Regions from separate parts of the Mus musculus genome. Here all the other regions are linked to region 2. A link is a loop called in an ENCODE intact Hi-C map of the cell type or tissue named here. Cell type or tissue: left cerebral cortex. All regions are shown on one strand.

What was found. Hi-C counts contacts between places; a loop is a spot of excess contacts. Peaks named below come from ENCODE experiments on the same cell type or tissue, not always from the same donor. Only the 100,000 strongest peaks of a DNase experiment are listed, where the experiment ranks them.
Region 1: it touches region 2 in a loop (2.4-fold over the local background); 2 of 42 quality-filtered maps call a loop at or near these places.
Region 3: it touches region 2 in a loop (12-fold over the local background); 4 of 42 quality-filtered maps call a loop at or near these places.

The regions. Positions count from the first base shown.
Region 1 is chr1:12,988,217-12,992,216 of GRCm38, forward strand. Slco5a1 (solute carrier organic anion transporter family, member 5A1) reads right to left here and starts at 2,919. Exons shown (of 9, transcript NM_172841.2): 1 at 1,364-2,919. The coding sequence starts at 2,279. In left cerebral cortex, a CTCF peak has its summit at 2,140 (motif pointing right); DNase peaks (open chromatin) are centred at 2,190, 2,440, 2,926 and 3,519; H3K4me3 peaks cover 1,705 bases; H3K27ac peaks cover 216 bases.
Region 2 is chr1:13,123,466-13,127,465 of GRCm38, forward strand. It overlaps Prdm14 (PR domain containing 14), which reads right to left and starts at 3,698. Exons shown (of 8, transcript NM_001081209.2): 1 at 3,645-3,698; 2 at 1,701-2,391; 3 at 1,154-1,207; 4 at 898-1,055. The coding sequence starts at 2,370. In left cerebral cortex, no CTCF peak of the experiment used is centred here; DNase peaks (open chromatin) are centred at 2,171 and 2,589.
Region 3 is chr1:14,501,855-14,505,854 of GRCm38, forward strand. No RefSeq gene overlaps it. Among named protein-coding and RNA genes, the nearest start is that of Eya1, 190 kb to the left of the region's middle. In left cerebral cortex, no CTCF peak of the experiment used is centred here; DNase peaks (open chromatin) are centred at 1,916, 2,216, 2,449, 2,593 and 1 more place.

The DNA of each region.
Region 1 (4,000 bases), 140 kb before region 2:
TGCTGGAATTACAGGTATTGGCCACCATACACAGTTGATAAAATAAGGAATTATTAAGTCTAGTGAGTGGGTATATTGATACTTATTTTACCATTTGTGCGTATATTTACTAACAAAGTTAAGTTAGTAACTCCAAGGGCAGTGGGTAAACTAAAGACAAAGTACAGCCCTTCTAAGCTGACCATCTTCTTCACTCTCTTGGAAAATCTCATTCAGACATCAAGGAATCTACCAACACATAGCTAAGAAGTTACTAAACAGCCACATAGGTGAGCTCCTTGGTGAATTCTAAGCCAGGAACGAAAGAGAGAGAAAGAGAGAGACAGAGAGAGAGAGAGAGAGAGAGAGAGAGAGAGAGAGAGAGAGAGAGAAGACAACATCCAAGGTTGTCCTGTGGTGTACACACAGATGTATACACACACACACACACACACACACAGAGTGCCTTTAGGTGTTTTAAGTGTTAGGTGGACTCCAGCAAAACAGAACAGAGAGCAATTAACTGGTCTAACAACACTGATCCTTTCCAGGGGTTCAAAACCATCTTTTAGTGCACTTTAGAAGGAGCAATTACTAACTACAGAGAGATGCTGACAACCACCAAAGTTACATCTAGAAACTCGGTTAGCCCTGTGCATACCTGGCTGACCTCCCATGGATACCCGGAACTTATCCCAAACACCTCTGTCTGCTGTGCTCTTAAATGAAAGGCAAGGAATGAAACCCAAGAGCCTGTGTTCTTCAGAAGACAGTAATGAACTCTCACAAACTCCAGTAACTGAGGTCTTCTAAGCCCAATGAAAACAGCCTTGGATAAATCCATGGCCCATGCTGTTGCTTCCTCGTGGGCAGACATAACTTATTCATCTACTGTTTTTCAGGCTTTGTTGGTGCTGGGTGATCAGACATGTTCAGAATAGAGTTTGGAAGTGAAGTGACATAGCATATGTGGTCTGGCTACCCCATCATCTGCTTTTAGGGATGAGAAACAGATGTAACAATGCAAAGCAATGACTCAAAACTGCTGGTGAGCTCTCCTCCTTTCTGGTCATTTCTTGGAAAGAAAGCTTAGAAGATAAACTTGACAAATAGAGGTTCCCCAAAAGTGAACAACAAGAGGAACGGGCCCTGTGCTGTCCTATTTTTCAGCCTTTGTATTGGTGAGAAAAGACAACTGTGAAATTATTTCAAAGAGCTCTTTATCCCAAACTGAAAACATACTACACCAAAAGCAGGACTCAAAAGGAATGAACCATAATGCTTAATATACTTGAAAACACAAAAGGTTGTGTTCCTTTGTGACTGGGGAAGAAAAAGAATGTCACTGTGAGCCAACTACATGCCTGAGAATTCCAAGTCTTACCTAGGTACAAGGATGCATTGTCTTTCTTGACGTTGTCATCTAAATAGGTTGGTCCCAGGGTGTAAATCGGTGTAGAGCCCATTCCAATGAGAACCTGTGCACAAACGAATAAAGCCACGTAGATCCAGTGACTATTTCCTCCCGAGTCCTTGGGACAGGGAGGAGGCTCCAAGATGGCTGTGGAGTTGCCATTCTGACAAAGGCCATCGTTGGAGGCCGAAGCGTTCAACTCTTGGATTTGATAGGGGGGTGAGATAAAGTGAGGTAAAGCGAAGAGCGCAGCCCCGATGGCAATAAGAAGTCCACCCACTGCCAGCCATAGGGGCCTTCGCCCACGGCCACCAAAGTAGCTGACGAACACCACCACCACCAGGTTTCCTATATCAAAGCAGCTGACCAGCAGCCCTGACTCAGAACTCTTCAAGCTATAGCGCCTTTCGATGGTGGTGATGACACTGCTCAGGTACCCAGAGACCATTAACGCCTGGATGAAAGTCAGAAAACACATGCACACTAAGAAGCAGCGAGAATCCGTAAGGACCACGTAGAGACACCTTCTCTCCTGGAGTGTGGCCAAAGTGGAAGATACTGACACAGTTTTGCTGGGGTCCATCCTGTGGTTACAGTCCATGAGTTCCGTTGTAGTGCCTGCCGAAGTGGATGGAGCAGAAGGGCTGGGGACTATCAAGTTCCGTCCTAGATGCGTCTCCTGGCGACCTGGAGCTTCATTGCAACCCAAGGCCAGTTTGCCATCTGCATTCCCAGCACTGAAATTCTGCCGGCAGGAGGCGCTGTGCAGGACCGGTAAACTCTTAGACCTGAAGGACTCTGACTCGCACTTCTCTTGGACAGCTCCAACCGAAGACGGTGCCTCTAGCTGCTGTTGGGCCCGAGACTGCGCATCCCCTTCGTCCATGGCTCTTAAAATGTGATCGCTGATTCCATATAAGGCCTCCGGCACTTTTCATCCACCTGAACGAGGGGCTGATGCCCGGCCCACTCAGTCGTCTCCTCCTGAGACCCGGGCTGGGGATGGCAGAGCCTGGAAGCAAAACATCTCAGCAGCAGGGAGGTGCCCAGAGCATCCTGACCCGAGGCACAACAAGAAGCCACCTTGTACCGGGGGAGGTAAAGGTCCACGCGGTCCTTCGAGGAGTCCTGCTTGGTGTCCACTCTCAGGGATAGCTCGCGGTAGGCGCTTTGCGCGTCCGGTGCTCATCCCCTCCGCCGCCGCCTCTCAGACGGTGGCCAGAAGCTAGAGCGACCTGGGCCCAGTGTGGGGTCTCTTAGCGCAACTGTCCGAACAACATCCCACTTTGTGGCTCCAGGGGTGTTCGGTGCCCACCGCAAGGCTTGTGACACACAGGGTCGTGAAGCTGCCGACCTGTAAAGCAGAGAATTGATGGTCAGAGGGACGGATGCACTTGGGGCTGGCAACCCGGGGTCCGGTGACTAGTGCTAAGTAACCTCGTGGACCCCAGAGGGACCGAGGTGCTAGCCAGGAGCTGAACCGTGCAGGAGGGACCTGCAGAGACTGCAGCCTCAAGTCCCGGAACAATGAGCAGCAGGCGGTCCGCCAAGACTCTCGCTCATTGTCTGCGGCGGGCCTGCCCCCGCCCCGCCCCTTTTGCCTTAAACAGTGCGTTTGCTTTTATATGTTAATAATTATCAGCCTGGCAGCTCTGACTCAGAAGGCAGTGTCTTTTATTCGAGTGAACTAATAGCAACCTTCTGGTACTCCTACTCCATGACTCAAAATAGAAGATTCCCAGAAGAACAAAGGAAAGTTTTTTTTTTCCTTTTACAAGCACACAATACATTCCTGGTCTCAAATTTTAAAATACATTTTTAAGCGGTAGAAAGAAAACTACGTGTAGAAATATGTGTGCACACTTGTACACTGGCACGTGTGCGCGACGAGATGTGAATGCGTCCGCTCCATCAAACACCTACTTAAAGTCAAAGACAGCGCGTGGGGGGAGGGGATCAACATGCTTGCGTGGTTATTCTCTACACTAAAAATAGCCCCTTGCCGGAAAGAACTATATTCAATTACAAGTAACGAGGGCATTCGAGGCTGTGGCCCACGTTAAGTCCCAGAGCGCAAGGTTGAGCGAAACCGAAAATCAATTTGCTTTGCAAATGGTTGAGTGAAGCCACACCAAACAAAGAGACGCTGGCAAGCTGGCACAGCGTGCGCGGGGAGCCCACCGAAACGGCTCAACACAGGCACGCCGGCCCGGAGGTGTGCTATTTGCCAAGCACACCCTGAGAGCGTGAGGTGTGCGAAGGCCTGAAGTATAACACACACACACACACACACACACACACACACACACACACACACACGAGTTCACTTTGTGCGAGCCAGCGCTTGGTTTGAATTCAGCGAGCGCTAATACAGGTGCGCCTCCGCTGTAAACCCCATCCCTAATCTTGGGGAACCCTATACTCCTCCTGCCCCGGCGGCGAAGTGCACCAGATGGGAGGCATTGGGGTTCTGCTGCGTTGGGTTTCGTTCTGAGCTTTTGTGATGCTGCTGCGAAAAGAAAAAAGATGAGAGAGGCGGCTACAACATCTCCCAGTATTGTTCAGGACCGGACTGCCAGTGGCTTGCAAGCCGGCACTTGGGCTCCG
Region 2 (4,000 bases):
ATTTAGAGACAGGGTTTCTCTGTATAGCCCTGGCTGTCCTGGAACTCACTTTGTAGACCAGGCTGGCCTCGAACTCAGAAATCTGCCCGCCTCTGCCTCCCTAGTGCTGGGATTAAATGTGTGCGTCACCACGCCTGGCTAACAACATACTTTAAAAATGAATTCATGCCCTTATCACATTCTCGATCCCTGAGTTTCTACTGTGGTGTACGTTAGTTTTATAAGCAAGGGTAAGGGAACTAACTAGGTCTTATTTGAGCCCAGCCCTTTGGGATGAGCTGCGGAGGATTCTTTCTCTTCTGCCCAGTGTGGAGGCGTGGGATCGGGCAGCTAGTGCCGCAGCTTAGTTTAAGTACAGTTTAGTATAAATTACTGTTTAATTCAGCTCTTCCACATTGCCAAAATCACAGGTTATCATCCTAAAGTATATTGCTAGAAGTCCAGGGTCAGGGCTTTCAGATTTTAAGTTACCTGGTTATTCTGACAAGTGGGTCCTGTAAACGAGAAGCTGCTGTCTCAGCAGCCTCCCTTAGACAGGCACTAACTTGCTTTATTTGTTTTGTTAATCCTTGGCTAATTTTACAAGAAAGTAACATGAAAGTCTAAAACTTGTCTTTCTTTCCTGTAGCATGCTTTTAACACTCTATCATATTTAAAACACTTGGTTTGCCTGTAAATAAAACACACAGTGGTAATTCTTTAAATGTACTTTCCATGTCTGATCTGTACAGATTAAAGTTGCTTCACCCACTACAACGTGGATTTCATGCAGAGTGAGGTCCTGCTGGAGCGAACACCAATGTCTTTCTCAATAAAGGCCTTCAAGGGTACCGCCTCCCCCAACCTCAGGTCGTCCTCCCCAAATTCAGCACCCCCCACCCCCAGAAACACACTTACTTCCCACATCCGAGAGTTGTCCCTGTGTGCCTTCACTTCGCTGGCATTGACCACTCTACCTCGAAAGGGTCCAAATCTCACTCCTTTGGCAATGAAGTCGCTGCAGAACACGCCAAAGTGTGGCACATCACCAAATGAGGTCTGCATGAGGCAGAGACCTAGGTGAACCCGAGGCAGGAGAGGAAAGGAGAATGAGCCTGGGCAGTGAGTCAACATTAGTTGTGGGAAATAAATCCAGGCAAGGAGTGCAGCCTACCTTCCGGAAGCTGGAGGGAGTCTTTGTCCAGGGTTTTATGAAGATGATTAGACCCTAGAAAAAGACAGTGAGTTGCCTTCCCGACAGGGTTCCCTCAGTCCCTAGAGAGGATTTACATTGGACATTTATCCTCTACCCTTTACTGCTGCTGTATCATTGACACAGGCTTTTTGTACACTGTTGCTCATTTGAGCCTCAAAAAAACCCTTTGGGGGAGGTTTGGTGGGTAATGAACTCCATTTTGCAAACTTGAGAGTCAGAGACAATGCTTTCTGAGGTAAAGAGCTGCCAGGTGTGAATTTCTGGAGACCATCATGTAGATACTTTGTACATTCCTAAAGCCACCGAGGGAAACCACTTGGCTCTTAGTCCTCAGAGCTCACTAAAAGCAATCTCAGGAATTACACGGTTAGGCAAGGAGGACCATGAGAAGCCAGCAGAGAAGGCGGTTTAGAGAGACACTCGCCCCAACATACATCCATGTTTTAATACTGCGTGGTCCGGACCTGTACCAACCAACCCAGACCCAAAATGTAGATTTCCTTACCAGAACTCTCTGTGGGAACCAGGATGCCTGAAATTGCATGCTGTAAGTCGGTTGGGTGCTCCGGACTAGCGATGGCTCCATACAGAACGAAGCTCAGTTCCTCCTCTGTGAAGTTGAAGCCGCAAAACGGCAGCTTCCCCTCTTGATTCAAGGTTTGGGGGACAGATATTGACTGGGACGACTTAATTCCATCAGGTAGTAGGGAAGCAATTACCGGGGATGGCAGAAGTAAATTTTCAGCTTCCCACCTCTGACCACTGATTTGGCCACCGCCGCCGCCGAGGACCAAATTTTGGTTGCTGGAACCGCTGCTCCTATGCTCAGTGCTGTCTAGAAATCGTGGTACTTCGGGAGTGAATTGAGGAATTCGGTTCCATGGTGACAATTTGTACCAGGGCAGATTGTAGAGCGGCTCGCTCTGAACAGCCAGACCCGGGTTCAACAAGGGAGCAGTCATCCGAAAAGCATCAAGAGGGGCCATCGCCTGGGACTCAAGCACTGCAGCTGCCAGTTTCCAAGGTTGAAACTCCTCCTCGGTGGTGGCGAGGTTCCTAAAGTGACTGTAGCCTGGGGCATGCGCGTAGTAGGTAGTCAGGTGGTGAGGGTTGCTCTGGGGCAGGTAGTTCGCCTTGTCCTGGGACTGGGTCTCACCAGAGGGCGGTAAGGCCATCGCAAGCTGAGTTTTGCGGATCTGTGGGAAACCGAGCTGGCTGAGTGAGGGGTCCTAGGTGATCTTAACTACTTCCCTCCACCCCATCAAAGTCAATGAACAAAGTTCCCAATTCGATCCCGCCAATCCTAGCTCGAAAAAAGTAACACAAAAGGCACAAACTCCCACACCAAACCGAACTAAAAAGCCAAACGTCTCAAACCTCTAACGAAAATCTGCCTTGGTGTCACCCGACTGAAAGGTGCTGGCTCAGGTCGCCTTCTCTTTTGCTCCCTAAACCACCTTGACTAAGGAATGCCGGTGACCCCCGCTCCCAAGCCCTCAACCCGGCTCCTACAAAACGGGTTTCAATTCCGTCTCTCTTAATTATCAGCCCAACAAAACGAACCACCCGCCTAGGTCTCTACGAGCGTCTTTTTTTTTTTTTTTTTAATATAATTTTTTTAGCCAAGCTACTAGGGCACGACCCTGCACCGGTTTCGGAGCAGGCAGTGGCTTCAGGCGCTCTTGAGTATGCAGCCGAGATAGGAGAAGTGTGCGCTCTCGGTGGGACAGTGCAGAAGGGGTTCTGAGTCGACTCGGCACCCCAAGGAGTTTAGCGAAACGTCAGCGACCCCGGCGGTCCCAACAGCACCGAGGGGAGCGGAGCGGTATTCGTCCTCCCTCTAGAGACCCACGCCCAGCGCCCCTTCCCGCCACATCTCCAATCTCTTGGCAACCCTAGCCATCTCAACCTAGGTCGCCTCTGGAGACTCCGGGATGACAAGTCCCAAGCCAGGCAGCAGAGAGATGTCTCGGTTGTCGCCGACCTGGCCGCGGCGGCCCTGGCCCCCGAAATGCTTCTTTCTCAGTAGCCACACAGCAGGGCTAAGGAGTGAAGACCCGTAGGGTCCGAGGATTTTAAGATCAGGGATCAATGTGTCCAATAAGGAAAACAACCCGGGTCGTGACTCAGATGTTAAAGAACATAGGGTCAGGGGGCGAGGTCAGCCACCACACAGGCCTCTCCGTCTATCTCCCCCTGAGCCCCGAACAGCGCAGGCTCTAACTCCCAAGACAAGCGACTCCGGAGGTGGAAAGCCAAAATCCAATTACGAAGTTTAAAACAAAAACAAAGCCAAAAACAACTAACTAAGTAAAACAAAGAAAAAACAAAAACAACCAAACAACTGCAAAACGAATTTTGAAAGCGATTACAGAGCACTGTTCCCAGCCGTGCTGGAAGCCTGTAGCCTTCGGGGTAGGTCCCTCCAGCGGGCCAAAGACCTACCTACCTCAGGCCAAGGCTAGGGCGGCACCCGCTGGGTCTCGGGACCCTAGACTTCTGAAACCCCCGAAGGCTGTGCAGGCTTTAAGAGGGAGGGTGCAGATCCGGCCTCAGGGTACTTGGAGAGGGAGGCAGTAGAAGAGATCAGGCCTGTGGAGGTCCCCTGATAGTCTTCTCCCCGCCCACCACACTCATTGGCGAGCGCTTGGATTCCTCCCCAGGTCCCCAGAGATCACCCACTTAACCTAACAGTTCTCTTGACCGTTCCCTGGAATCCTGTGAAGTGCGATTGCCCATCTTGCACAGGCAGGTGTTGTTGTTGTTGTTGTTGATTCAGTCTAGCAACGTCAGGAAATCATAGTG
Region 3 (4,000 bases), 1.4 Mb after region 2:
TATAAAAATGTCAAAGGACATCACCAAGTTCTTTAATAATGTCCCAGGGTCTTGAGGTAGACAGGAAAGGACCTGGGCTGTAATGAGCAGAGGGGGAGTTTCCTTTTGTCTTTCTGCACTAAGACTTAGTGAGGGACAAGGATTCCTGAACTGATTCCCACCTGGGAAAAGAATTGAGGTCAATTTACCCTTATCCCATGTCTCACAAATAATTACCATGAAAAATGCTAGTATATGTTTAGTTAATTTTTTAAACAAAATATTGAAATTTCGGTCTTAGATAAAATTTCCAGTTATTGAAATATAATATTTCTGTATTTTAAACCTAATTTGACAATTTTCCTTTTCTCATTTTATTTTCTCTCTTTGCAAATACACACACACACACACACACACACACACACACACACCCCAATCATCCTCCTGGCTTACTAGTGTGTGTGTGTGTGTGTGTGTGAATACTTTTGACTGTCAATGACTGATTTCAAAAAGAGGGAAGTTCTAGAGCTTCCAATTTGCCTTTTCCAAAATAAGGCAACCTAATAATATGCCCATGTTTGGCCTGATGTTCCCTGTAAAAAGTTACTATCTAACATGAGCCTTGGTGGAGTATCATTCCTTAATGTACCCATCCTGTTTCCTTCTCCTACCAGAAAGCAATGGCACGATTGTTCAGTTCAAAGTTCTATGATGTTGTGTAACCGACACACGTAGGGCAATTTTTTTTCTTATCACCCATATAGAATAAAATTGTAAGCGAACTTCAAAAAATATCTAATATATTGTCCTATGAGTATGATTTAGAAAATGAGTATGTATTATGCAAGCATTCCCCAGTGTCTACAGTAAATGAAGAGGTTGAATTCATGAAAAACATGAATTAGATCTCGAGTTTATGCTGCTTAGACTATTTATTTCCCCACACATACTCCTGGAATTTACTTAGGTTTAATTTTGATTACAACTTTCTTACCATGCTATTTGATAGATAGCTAATTATACACACACACACACACAGACACACAGACACACAAACTTTGGTTTAAAGTTGTAAGTTCTTATAAAAAAAGCAATAGCAACAACAAAGACCCAACCCTGTTCCATTCTAAGTTCTGTTACCATAAAAAAGAAAACTAAATCTTTGAGAGCTTGAGCTCTCTTACAGTTTTAACAATCAGGACTTTTTCTTAAAAAGCATGGCTTGTGGAAGGGCACTCATTTGGACAAAATAAGCAGCAGTGCATTGACTTGCAGCACTCCTGAAGGCCAGTATCAGAGGGAGCAATAAAGATCATTTCCAAACTTTCCTGTCCTCCATGCCAAACCAGAACCCACCCAAGTGCCAAGATTAGTGCCAAAGGAGTGGTGGCAGGCAGAGAGCAAAATGACCTGTCCGATAAGCAAAGCATGTCTGGGGTGAGGCAAATTATGTTTCCAGCAGAGCACTTGTCTTCATTTCTGGACATGTTCTGGGAGGCACTCTGAAGGGCCAGTTTCCCTAATGAAAACCTAATGTGCCTGGGAGTATTAGTCCGATCTGCAGAGATTGCACGTGCTGATTGAGACTGACTGCTTTCCTTTTGTTGTCTGCTTGCTTGGCTGGGTGGTATGTTTTACTCTTGCTATCATGTGGTTGTTTTTCAAACACTAGACACATGCAATTCCTAAGCTGTCCTTTAAGGATCAGAACTGAATTCTGCTTCATGGACTCACTTCACCCAAGCATTAACAGGATACTAAAACGGTGGATTATCTGAATCACAGCTGTAACATATATAATGTATAGTGAGCTTGAACAGAGGGGGCAAATTTCATCCTCTTAGTTTGATCCCCACAAAGCATGTTGAATACTCCTGCCGTTTTAATCCTGAAATCTTTGTCCCAGATTTCTAATTGTTAATTTGCTGAAGATCCCGAAGTAAGCGCCCAACCTAAACAGACACAACACGTTAGAGACATTTTCCTCTTAAACGATCGAATCTATATTTTCAAAAGTAAAACTCAAATTACTTGACAAAGATCTAAGAGAACCACTGGTAATCGGGTAGGGTAAAATGCTGCATGGACTCTGAGCTTTTCACAAACAACAAAAAAAGTGTAATTGCTGCTCATAGCGTGTTTTAATCTTCGAAGTTATGTATGATTCCTTAAAGACTGAAGTCAGTAATTTAATGAGCCTGGGTTGCGATCCTGCAGCACTTGCATTTTGACAAGCAATCAGACTAATTTACATTTACAGAGGCAAACTGGAAGTGTTGTGTTTACCTGTGGTGTTGAATGTGGCTTTCCAGAGAGTTCAGACAGAAGGGGACATGAATACACTTTGAAAATTAATTGCATGTTAAAAGTGCTGATTAAACCGTTTGCTCCGGAAAAACGAAAAATGTATAGTGCAGGAAATACTGGGAAAGGTAGCTTGCAAGATCAGTAATAGTTGACCCATTTGAAAATTGAGATGAGAAAAAAGAGGAGGAAGAGGAGGAAGAAGAGGAGGAGGAGGGTAGGGCAGAGGGTCGCACGATGTTCTGTAGCTACGAAGGACTCGTCCTGGACCAAAGACCAAAGGACTCCAGCCGGATGCAGATAGTTAAGTGAAATTCACCTCAGACAGGAGGGTTTCCTTTGTTGATTTCTAGTCCTCTCTGTGTAAACCTAGCTTCTTGCTCAATGCTTCTCTGTTCCCTCCAAGCTAGGAGGCTGGGACTTTCTCGGTAGTCAGCAGCGCATCCCAGGGGATCAGCTCGGCCAGCAAGTCCTGATTAGCGGGCCCTGTAGCTCTTTCTGGTGGCTCTGCAATCCGAAATCAGACCCTTTTTCTCACTCTGCATTGGTTTTCTTACTACTGAGAGAGAGAGAGAGAGAGAGAGAGAGAGAGAGAGAGAGAGAGAGAGAGAGAAGAAAAGGGAAAAGAAAAAAAAGGAAAAGAAAACAAAAAATCCCAAACCCAAACTGTATAAGAAACTGGAGAACAGCTGGAGAAGTAGAAGCCCACACGTGGTTCTGTAAATTGGGTGGGAGGGGGAGGGGGCGGGGGGAGGGGAGAGAAGTGAAAGTAGGAATGAGGATAGTCTGAGCCTTCCTTATTTTTCCTTTCTAGTATATATTGTTTTAGCTCTTTCCAGCCCCGCTTGTCTGATAAAAGTGGAAACTAGATGACAGTGGTTTCAACACACGGTGTTAAACGTAGCAGCAGCAGCACACTGGAAATGTTTGTGGGATACTTCGGAGGCATCTCAAAGAGAGATGCTGTTGGCAAGGCTGTTCCGATGCGGGAGATAGTTCCCCCAAAGAGATATGAACAGCGCCTTTGTCTAAACTCAAGATTAAAAGATGTGTCTACTTCCTCAAACAGGATATTCGAATTTCATTCATTAATAGTGACTCTCTTCTCTTAAGAAGTAGAGAAAATGAAGATTTTTGGTAGCTTTTTCGTCTTTAAAAACAGGTAGGCGGGGGAGTGGCTTACTTCTGGAAGCTGTGTTGTTTCACTAATTTAATTTTTTAACGAAAGGACATATTTTTGTGAGTCAAAAAGACAAATATTGTCAACAAAGCTGCATTCTTCGATAAGCTAAAATCAAACACACTCCATTGCAAATCTGTGAGACTACTACCCTTTCTATCACACTGAGGGCTTAGGAAAAAAGAAAAAAAATGATTTCCCAACAAAAACAGAGTTTTGTTTTTCTTCTCTGGCATGGCTTCAATTAAGCAAAACATGTCGGCAAAACTGCAGTAAAAACCCTAGGCGATGTAAATACCCAAAGAAATTCAAGGTTGATTATATTTGGGGGTCACTAAAATTTCATTACTATGTATCACTGAAGTAGAGAAGTCAGAGGCCTCAAAGCAGATGAGACCGACCCCCTCACTGTGTGTGTGTGTGTGTGTGTGTGTGTGTGTGTGACAGAGAGAGAGAGAGAGAGAGAGAGAGAGAGAGAGAGAGAGAGAGAGAGATTTCTTCCAGTTAGGAAAAGCAAAACACATGAAATGTAAATGC